Linked DNA regions of Mus musculus: regions 1 and 3 are each linked to region 2. A link is a loop called in an ENCODE intact Hi-C map of the cell type or tissue named here. Cell type or tissue: left cerebral cortex. All regions are shown on one strand.

Region 1 (2,500 bases), 130 kb after region 2:
TTGCTGGAGTAAGTATGTCATTGAAGTGTGGGTCTTCTGTGCTCAAATCATGCCCAGTGTGGCACACAGTTCCTTCTGCTGTATCAAGATGTAGAACTCTTAGCTCTTTCTCCAACACCATAGCTATATGGATGCTACCATGCTTCCTACCATGATGATAATGGATTAACCTCTGAAATTGTAAGCCAGCCCCAATTAAATATTTTTATTTCTAAGAGTTGCCGTGGTCATGGTGTCTCCTCATAGCAATAAAACCCAAACTAAGATAGATGGTACCTTAGAATACATGCATGACAAGCACATCTAAGAAACAAGTACCAATCACTCCTTTAAGTGGGTGACTTAATTTTCCTGGAACAGCTTTGCTTACCTGTAAAATGGATATGATAATAGTAACTATCTCAGTGCTGTTGTGGGGACTATGGATAAACTTAAACAAAAGAATTGTAATCATGAACAGCCATTGTTCTTATGCATTGGAGTGAGTATGCTCACTCCTAGGTTACTGGAACAAATGACTCACAAAGTTAAAGTTCAAAACAGCAAAAGTCATTTCTTTCACAGTTCAAGAAGCCAGAAGTCTAAACATAAAGGCATTATCTGAGCTTGTTTATTCTGGAGAGCGAGTGCATATTCCAGACACCTCTCCAGGGGAAGATACTGCACAGCAGCCCTTTGTAAAGGTGTCACCCCGGTCTGCCTCTGTTGTCAGTCACTGACTGCTTCCCTACCTTCTGCTCCTGTGTCCAGGACTCATCTATAATGGCATCACTCACTATGGGACCAATGGCTCACCTCATCCAGCATGGCCTCAACAATTTCAGCTGTAAAGACTCTCTATTCAAGTGAGATCACTCTATGAGGAGCCAGGCAGATAGAGTTCAGGGGGACTCTTCGCCTGCTGCATGCAGTTAGTGCCATTCCCACAACTTCCAAACACTTAAAGAGCAAGAGAGAAGAGGAGAGGAGAGGAGAGGAGAGGAGAGGAGAGGAGAGGAGAGGAGAGGAGAGGAGAGGAGAGGAGAGGAGAGGAAATTCATGCTTCCAAGAGGCCATCTTGAATCAAAACCCATCACTGCCAGGGCTTATAGACTTTTGTTTGTTTTTTGTTTTGTTTTGTTTTGTTTTGTTTTGTTTTGATAAATAATAAAGTGCCAAAAAAGGGTAATTCACAGAAGTTCTACGGCTATGTTCCTGATACTGATACTTTGGCAGAAGTATCACTTTATATAAACAAAATGCAAACTCTTTTTTGTTCAATCAATAGTAAGCAAGTATTATGTCTCTCCCAACTCCTGTGTAAGCTATTTGTTTCCCTGGATTTCTGTAGCAATTGGGCCTCAAGTGATACTTGAGGCAGCTTTTGAAATGTGCCACTAGAGGGCGCGGGGGGTGTATGTTTGTGCTTGAGATGCACAGCGCAGGATAAATGAAGTATTTTTGTGCTGCTGAGTTTGAGCTGTATGTTTGTGATTGCAGGGTAATTTCATCTTAATGTTGACAATGCAGCTTTCACTGCAGATCAAAGCCAGATAGCATAAATCACAAGCTGTGTTCCTATTAAAAGCATATTGTCTGATGGAGACGAGACTCTATCCAATAACAATTCAAAACTTCCTTTAATCACGGAAGTTCAAATGCTGTCTTTAAAATTGAACTTTGGCACAGTCAGAACGGGCATTGCATTATATATGGAATAGCTTCTAAAAATAACTGCGGTGCAATGATTTGAGGAGACTGAAGATGTAAAATAGGTTTCAAGGTTTTCAGCCTGGAGTATATGGGCTGACCTCTCAGCTTTGTTTCCCAGAAAATGTGAGCATCAAGTAGCTCAGAAGGGTGACAGGCTTCAGAAAGATAGTAGCGATGATAACAAACACATAGGTCCTTGACATATATTAATTCATTGAATTTGCACAGCAATCTTTTCAATGTGGATAGCTCATAGGCACGTTTACTTTACAGATATACTAAAGCCCATGATCACCAAGAGGTACCAAATCACTAAATGCCTTTTGTCATGACTGCATAAAGAAACTAATGATGCCAAATGCAGAGATGGATGAGGAGCGACTGAAATTATCACACACCACAGGAAAGAATGCACAAAGATTCAGCCCTTTGGAACAGCTTTACCATTTATTATAAAGTTAAATACATAGTTACAACCTGGTACAGACTTCCCACTTCTAGGCAATTATCTAAGAAAAACAAAAACGTATTGCCACATATTGAACATTACATGAATGTTTATACCTACTTAGTTCATAGGTGCCTAAAATAAGCAACTCAGAAGTCTCCCATTTGGTGAATAGAAAAGCTACTCTGCATGCAATGGAATGTTGATTAAGAATGGAAAATGAAAGTATTCTCACCCAAAGGATGCTAAAGAAAAAAGATGGAAGATTCGAAGTGCTAATTATAAGAATAGAGAATGATAAAGGGTCATCACAATGTAGGGAAGGAAGAAAAATGACTTGAGTGGCATTATGGAGTTTGG
Region 2 (2,500 bases):
GCAAGGAAGTGCTATTTTTATTTGAAAAGTAAGAAGACATTGTAATCATCTTCAGGAAGAAGTCGTAAAGCAAAGAGGGCATGATAGCTGTTTGAAAGGCAATTAGGCTATCTCTTGGAGGAGATGGGAAATAGATTCCAGAAGAAATGCAAGGAACCCTTTTGACCCCATCATGTGTCAGTACTTCACCAGCCCGGAGCCCCCGTGGAGCTGATGTGTTAGAGATGGCTCTGGGAGAGATGTCAAACCAGGAGAAAAGCAGCAAGGGGTGAGGTGTTGGGAACAATAGAGAAAAGGGTTCGTGGGTGCTCTTCCATATGTTGCTGATGGCAGGTGGCAGTTCTGTCTGGGTTGCAAGCTGTGTATATGATAAGCGTGCGACAGTGAATCTGCAGAATCCTATTTTTCATGTTTTGGCTCTACCTAATGACTCGTTACAAAAAAAAAAGGACTTACAAAACATACCTACCTGGATAATTGGTTAGGCCTGCCTGGTATTTGTCATTCTTTCCAAATTCACCAACTGATTATTCATGTCACCTTTTAGTGTAGGTTACTTTCAACTCGGTGCTGCTCACACAGGGGTTCAGAGTACCCACTGATGGGGTGCTGTCTTTAGCACCATCAACCATAGAGGTTTAGCAGCATCCCTGGCTCTTGCTCCTGAATGTTAGTAGTCTCCTCCAGCCACGCCTGAAAGTTTCCAAATGCTACTGGCCGTAATGAGTCAGAATAACTTTTGGTTAAGAACTATGTTGTTCCCTGAAGTAGAAAATAAAGGGATGGTTTTCACTAGCCATATTCCAGCAGAATGTCATGAGCACGCTTACAGACCGTCACAAAGCTGGTCATCTGGCTTCAGATCTCAGCCTCCCACCCCTGCTTTATGGCTCAAATGACAAATGTTGTCTTTTGGAGCCACCCCGCAGAGCCATCCAAGACACCAGGAGCCGTGTTAATTGTTCTCCAGACAAGCTACCACTCTGAGCGCAAGGTGTTATTGCTGCTTTCTAGAAATGAATTAAACCAACTCAAACAAATTATAAACTCTGCAGGGCTCCATATCAAAAGGAAACAGGCAAGATGGGTTTGAAAGAGAACCATCCGCTTTCCCCTAACATGCGGATTTTCAAATCTGTCAAATTTATTTTTAAGGTCTGCAGCAAAGGCATATTAATACCTCTTATCTGTGCCAGGTGTCAGGCAGATTTAAATATCATGCCTTGATGGGAAGAGACGAAATGGAGGCTCCATGAGTAACTAGTCTGGATGCTTCCATGACAACCGTACCTGGTTTCCTTTGGAAATGTAGCCCTGTGTGCTGGATCCAGACCAACCACTGGAGGTCACCCTAGCCCTATCGTAAAGTTTCACGGTGTACAGAAGTACATCACTGAGAGAATCCTAGGCTAGATTAGCTGCAGAAGCTCCAGGGGGTGCAACAGGACTTCCTGAATATTCTGAGATCCTGTGAGGGTGAGGACAAACAAAGTGAAAGTTGGCCCCTTGCGAAGGCAGCTGCAGCAGATGAGGTCAGTGTGGTGGGCAGACGCCTCTATTTATGAGCTTCTGGGGTTCTACTGTTTGTTTCCAATCTCTAGCAATCACAACCTACTGGAACCATCTTTGCCAAACTGCAGAACTTCGTGGTAATGATGCTTACCTACTAAAATCCTTAGCCAATGACTTGTCTATCACCGTAACACAATACTAGAGGTTGGGTTCTTTATGAAGAACAGTTACTTAGCTCACTGTTTCAAAGGTAGAACGTTCATGTTGTCTGGTGAAGACTTTTCTTGCCCTGTAGTGACTTGGTAAAAGGGGATGAGGCAAAACAGAATAAGCACTTGCTGCAGAGTCTGCTTCCTCAACAAAGCCACTCCTGAGCCAATCCATTAATGAGCTAAGCCCTCACAGCTCCATGATCTCTCAAATGCAAACATCGTAACTATCCTTACCATAAGATCGTGTGCATTAAGTTTCCAATACATGAAATCAGGAAATTTGTTCAGACCATACCAAAGAATATGCCAAAGAGTATACAGAGACAGCCTAGCTTCCTTGCCTTGGAGATGAGTGGCTCTGTGGTGATTTAGCATACAGGAGCATAGCTCAAGTCCTCTCTGGGGTCAGGCCAGAGCCAGCCACCAAGACTTTACCTGAGGTGGCATTCTGGCTGAGTTCCTTCCTTTTCCTGTCCTTCTGCTCCATACTATCCACTTCCCCTGAGAGCTATTCTTTGATAAATCACTAAGCATAAGTCTCCACCTTTGGGTCTACTTCTGAGCAAGCTAACCCAATACATCAGTGTATCATCAGTGCTCACGCATGTTGATTCTGGTCATCACCCTAGCTGCTGTATGTGGCACTGAGATTTGTAAGTCCATCCTTTCATAGTGGCCCATAATTCCTGTGGCATTTTTCTACAGGATTGGTAAACATCTACTGCTGCATCCCAGCAGGTCCAACTGATGCCTCTTCTGTCTATTGTCCAAACAGC
Region 3 (2,500 bases), 230 kb after region 2:
ATTCGAGTTTCCCTTGAGTCAGACATGCTTGGTACTGTGTCGTGTTAAATCCTCGGAAAAACCTTGATGAGCTTTAGTAACTTGCTCAGGTTCGAAGGCAGATTGCGTTTCAGTAGTGCCAGAGCTGAGTCCATGGTACTAATGTGAGAGGAGGTGGAAAAACCACCACGGGCAAGCTTTTGTGTGGGGAAAAAAAGGAATTATTCATTCAAGCTGCCAGGTGTGAAGAGAGGGCAGCCTCCTGTCACAGCATCAAAGGAGAGGAGAGGTGAAAGGGTAAGGATGAGGTTGGGTCCCGGTGGCTGATCTGTCTACACTGACAGGAGAGGCTGGCATAGAAGGCTATGGATGTGGAGCCCAGACTGATGCTCTGTTACACACATGAGAGGTAAGTGACACGAGGTAGGGAATTTTAAGGGGAAAAACAATTTATTGTAGTGATCTTCAGCATGTCTCCAAGCACAGGATGAATGAAAAGCCTTGGATCTTCATTTTTAACCTACTTAATGATCTGTTGGATTTTCTTGTTTTTCTTGAATTTGAAGTCCTTTGGGACAGAGGGCTGTGCAGAGGGATGGAGAGTATTGTGTGACCATAGGACCTGGCTGGGAAATGTTTGCTGACCAAATGACCCAATTTATAGATGGTTATGGGAGCAGGTGATACTTTCTGAGATGCACAATAATCAAGATGATGGAAGGAAGAACAAATGTAGCCCTTCTCTCTGCAAGTTAGAAGCCAGTGTCAAGAGTTTCAAGGTAGCTCTAGGTTGTGCAAAGCTTTCCGAGCTATACTTTAGGTGGTTTCGCAGAATATCTTGTTGGTATTTCAGGGATCCTTAGAGAGAAGAATCTGGGATTGTTCTGAGGAATTTCTAAGCGAAACACACTAAGCCATGCATCTAAGCCAACATAGATGCAGAGAAACAATTATTAAAATATTGAGATATTCCCTCATCCCTTTTGTAGCACTCACCAGAAGGCTTCAGTACCAAGTGTCTACTCAGCTTTTCAGGTTGGTGGTAATGAGTGAGAGTGTAGCCGAGCACCATGAACCAGAACAGCGCTAGCTGGCCTTCTCGCTCCCCTCTTCTGTTTTAATCAGTTGTCTGTAAAATAGAGAAAATATATCCACAACTATAAAGTTTCCTTTAAGTCTGAAAAGCAAACAATTGTTTTAGAATTAGGGAAAATAACCAATGAGCAATTTAAACCCACGGTCTTATAAATTAAAGAGCATTGAATAAGGTCTTAATTTTTTAAATGGTTCTTCAGTATTCCAAAGGGAGGCTTTGAGCTCATCCTACCTGCTTCTTTAATTCTACCTTGGAGAAACTGGAATCCAATAGCTTCCCAGTTGTCCAGCTAGATGGCAGTGTCTTTGTTTCAGCAGTGCCCTCTTGTGGTTGATTTTTTGCTAGTAAGGCCCCGGGATATCTTGGATCACTCTTGAAATCAGCTTGAAAGTGTTTGCACACATGGCAAAGCATATAGAGCTAACTGTGAGGGGCTTGGCCAGGGTTTGGTGCTAATGGACTCACCAGTCTCTTGAATCTGTCCTGCTTGGTACAGTAGCGGATGCTGAGTCCGTCTGTGGTGGGAGTGTGGCAGGGTGGCCTCTGGAGAGGACTGTGCCTGTTTCTGTACCTCGGTGTGGCCATGGTGGATGGCTTGCTTGGTGCTGAGGCTGCTCTAGTTCTAGTGTCACCTCCAGATCTACCTTTCCTAGGTCTGTCCTAGCATTGTGCCTGCTGGGGCTCTTGAGTCTGTCAGAAGGCCACCTAGGTGATCTTTCTACTTGCTAACAAAGTAATCACCCACGAAGCATGGATTTTAACTCTTGGGAGGATTTTAATTGTGGAATCATTTCAGATTGGGTTAACTGTTTAACATGCCTTATTTTACCTTCATCTGGGCTATGAGAAATGCCCCTTCTTTATTCTCTGAAATTTCTGTGGAAAATTTTTTGTTTCTGCTCCAACCTGAGAGATTTGGAGAAGTAGGATTTTTACTTACAGTTCATATGGAGTGGGGAGAGGAGACCTAAGCGTGTCGTCTGGATCCCTGAGTTCCCTGGAGTTTGGGAATGCATCCTCCCAGCCAGCACCAGGGTTTGTGATTGTAGAGGATGTCGTTAAAGCCCTGTGATGAGAGTACAGCTCCAGCTCTGCCACTCATTGCAGGGCCTGAGTCCTGACCTTCCCTCTCAGCTTCCTCATCTGAGGGTTCATGAACCCTCTCTCCTTTGAATTAATACATGACCCTGTGACAGTGCCCAGTAAATGTGAGATGCCATGGCTGGGTATTGCATAAGTCATTAGACTTTGACGATGAGATTAGAAAATAATAGTGCCTGAAGCTGAAATGGCTAAAAATTAACTGAGAATGAGTGGCTGTAGCCATTTTTGGTAGAATTTCAGTTGAAATTACATTTAGTAATGTTTTATATAGAATCTGAAGGAAGTGCAAACCAAATAAAAGGAAGGAAGCCCAAGTCTATT

The links. Hi-C counts contacts between places; a loop is a spot of excess contacts. Peaks named below come from ENCODE experiments on the same cell type or tissue, not always from the same donor. Only the 100,000 strongest peaks of a DNase experiment are listed, where the experiment ranks them.
Region 1: a loop joins it to region 2, with 4 times the contacts of the local background. A loop is called at or near these places in 8 of 42 quality-filtered maps.
Region 3: a loop joins it to region 2, with 7 times the contacts of the local background. A loop is called at or near these places in 22 of 42 quality-filtered maps.

Annotation. Positions count from the first base shown.
Region 1 is chr2:142,966,343-142,968,842 of GRCm38, reverse strand. No RefSeq gene overlaps it. Among named protein-coding and RNA genes, the nearest start is that of Kif16bos, 65 kb to the right of the region's middle. In left cerebral cortex, a CTCF peak has its summit at 1,374 (motif pointing right); a DNase peak (open chromatin) is centred at 1,392.
Region 2 is chr2:143,092,786-143,095,285 of GRCm38, reverse strand. No RefSeq gene overlaps it. Among named protein-coding and RNA genes, the nearest start is that of Otor, 16 kb to the right of the region's middle. In left cerebral cortex, a CTCF peak has its summit at 1,346 (motif pointing right); DNase peaks (open chromatin) are centred at 2, 299, 826 and 1,340; H3K4me3 peaks cover 379 bases; H3K27ac peaks cover 1,272 bases.
Region 3 is chr2:142,858,667-142,861,166 of GRCm38, reverse strand. The region is part of intron 3 of Kif16b (kinesin family member 16B); the gene reads left to right. Among named protein-coding and RNA genes, the nearest start is that of Kif16b, 42 kb to the left of the region's middle. In left cerebral cortex, a CTCF peak has its summit at 1,394 (motif pointing left); a DNase peak (open chromatin) is centred at 1,409.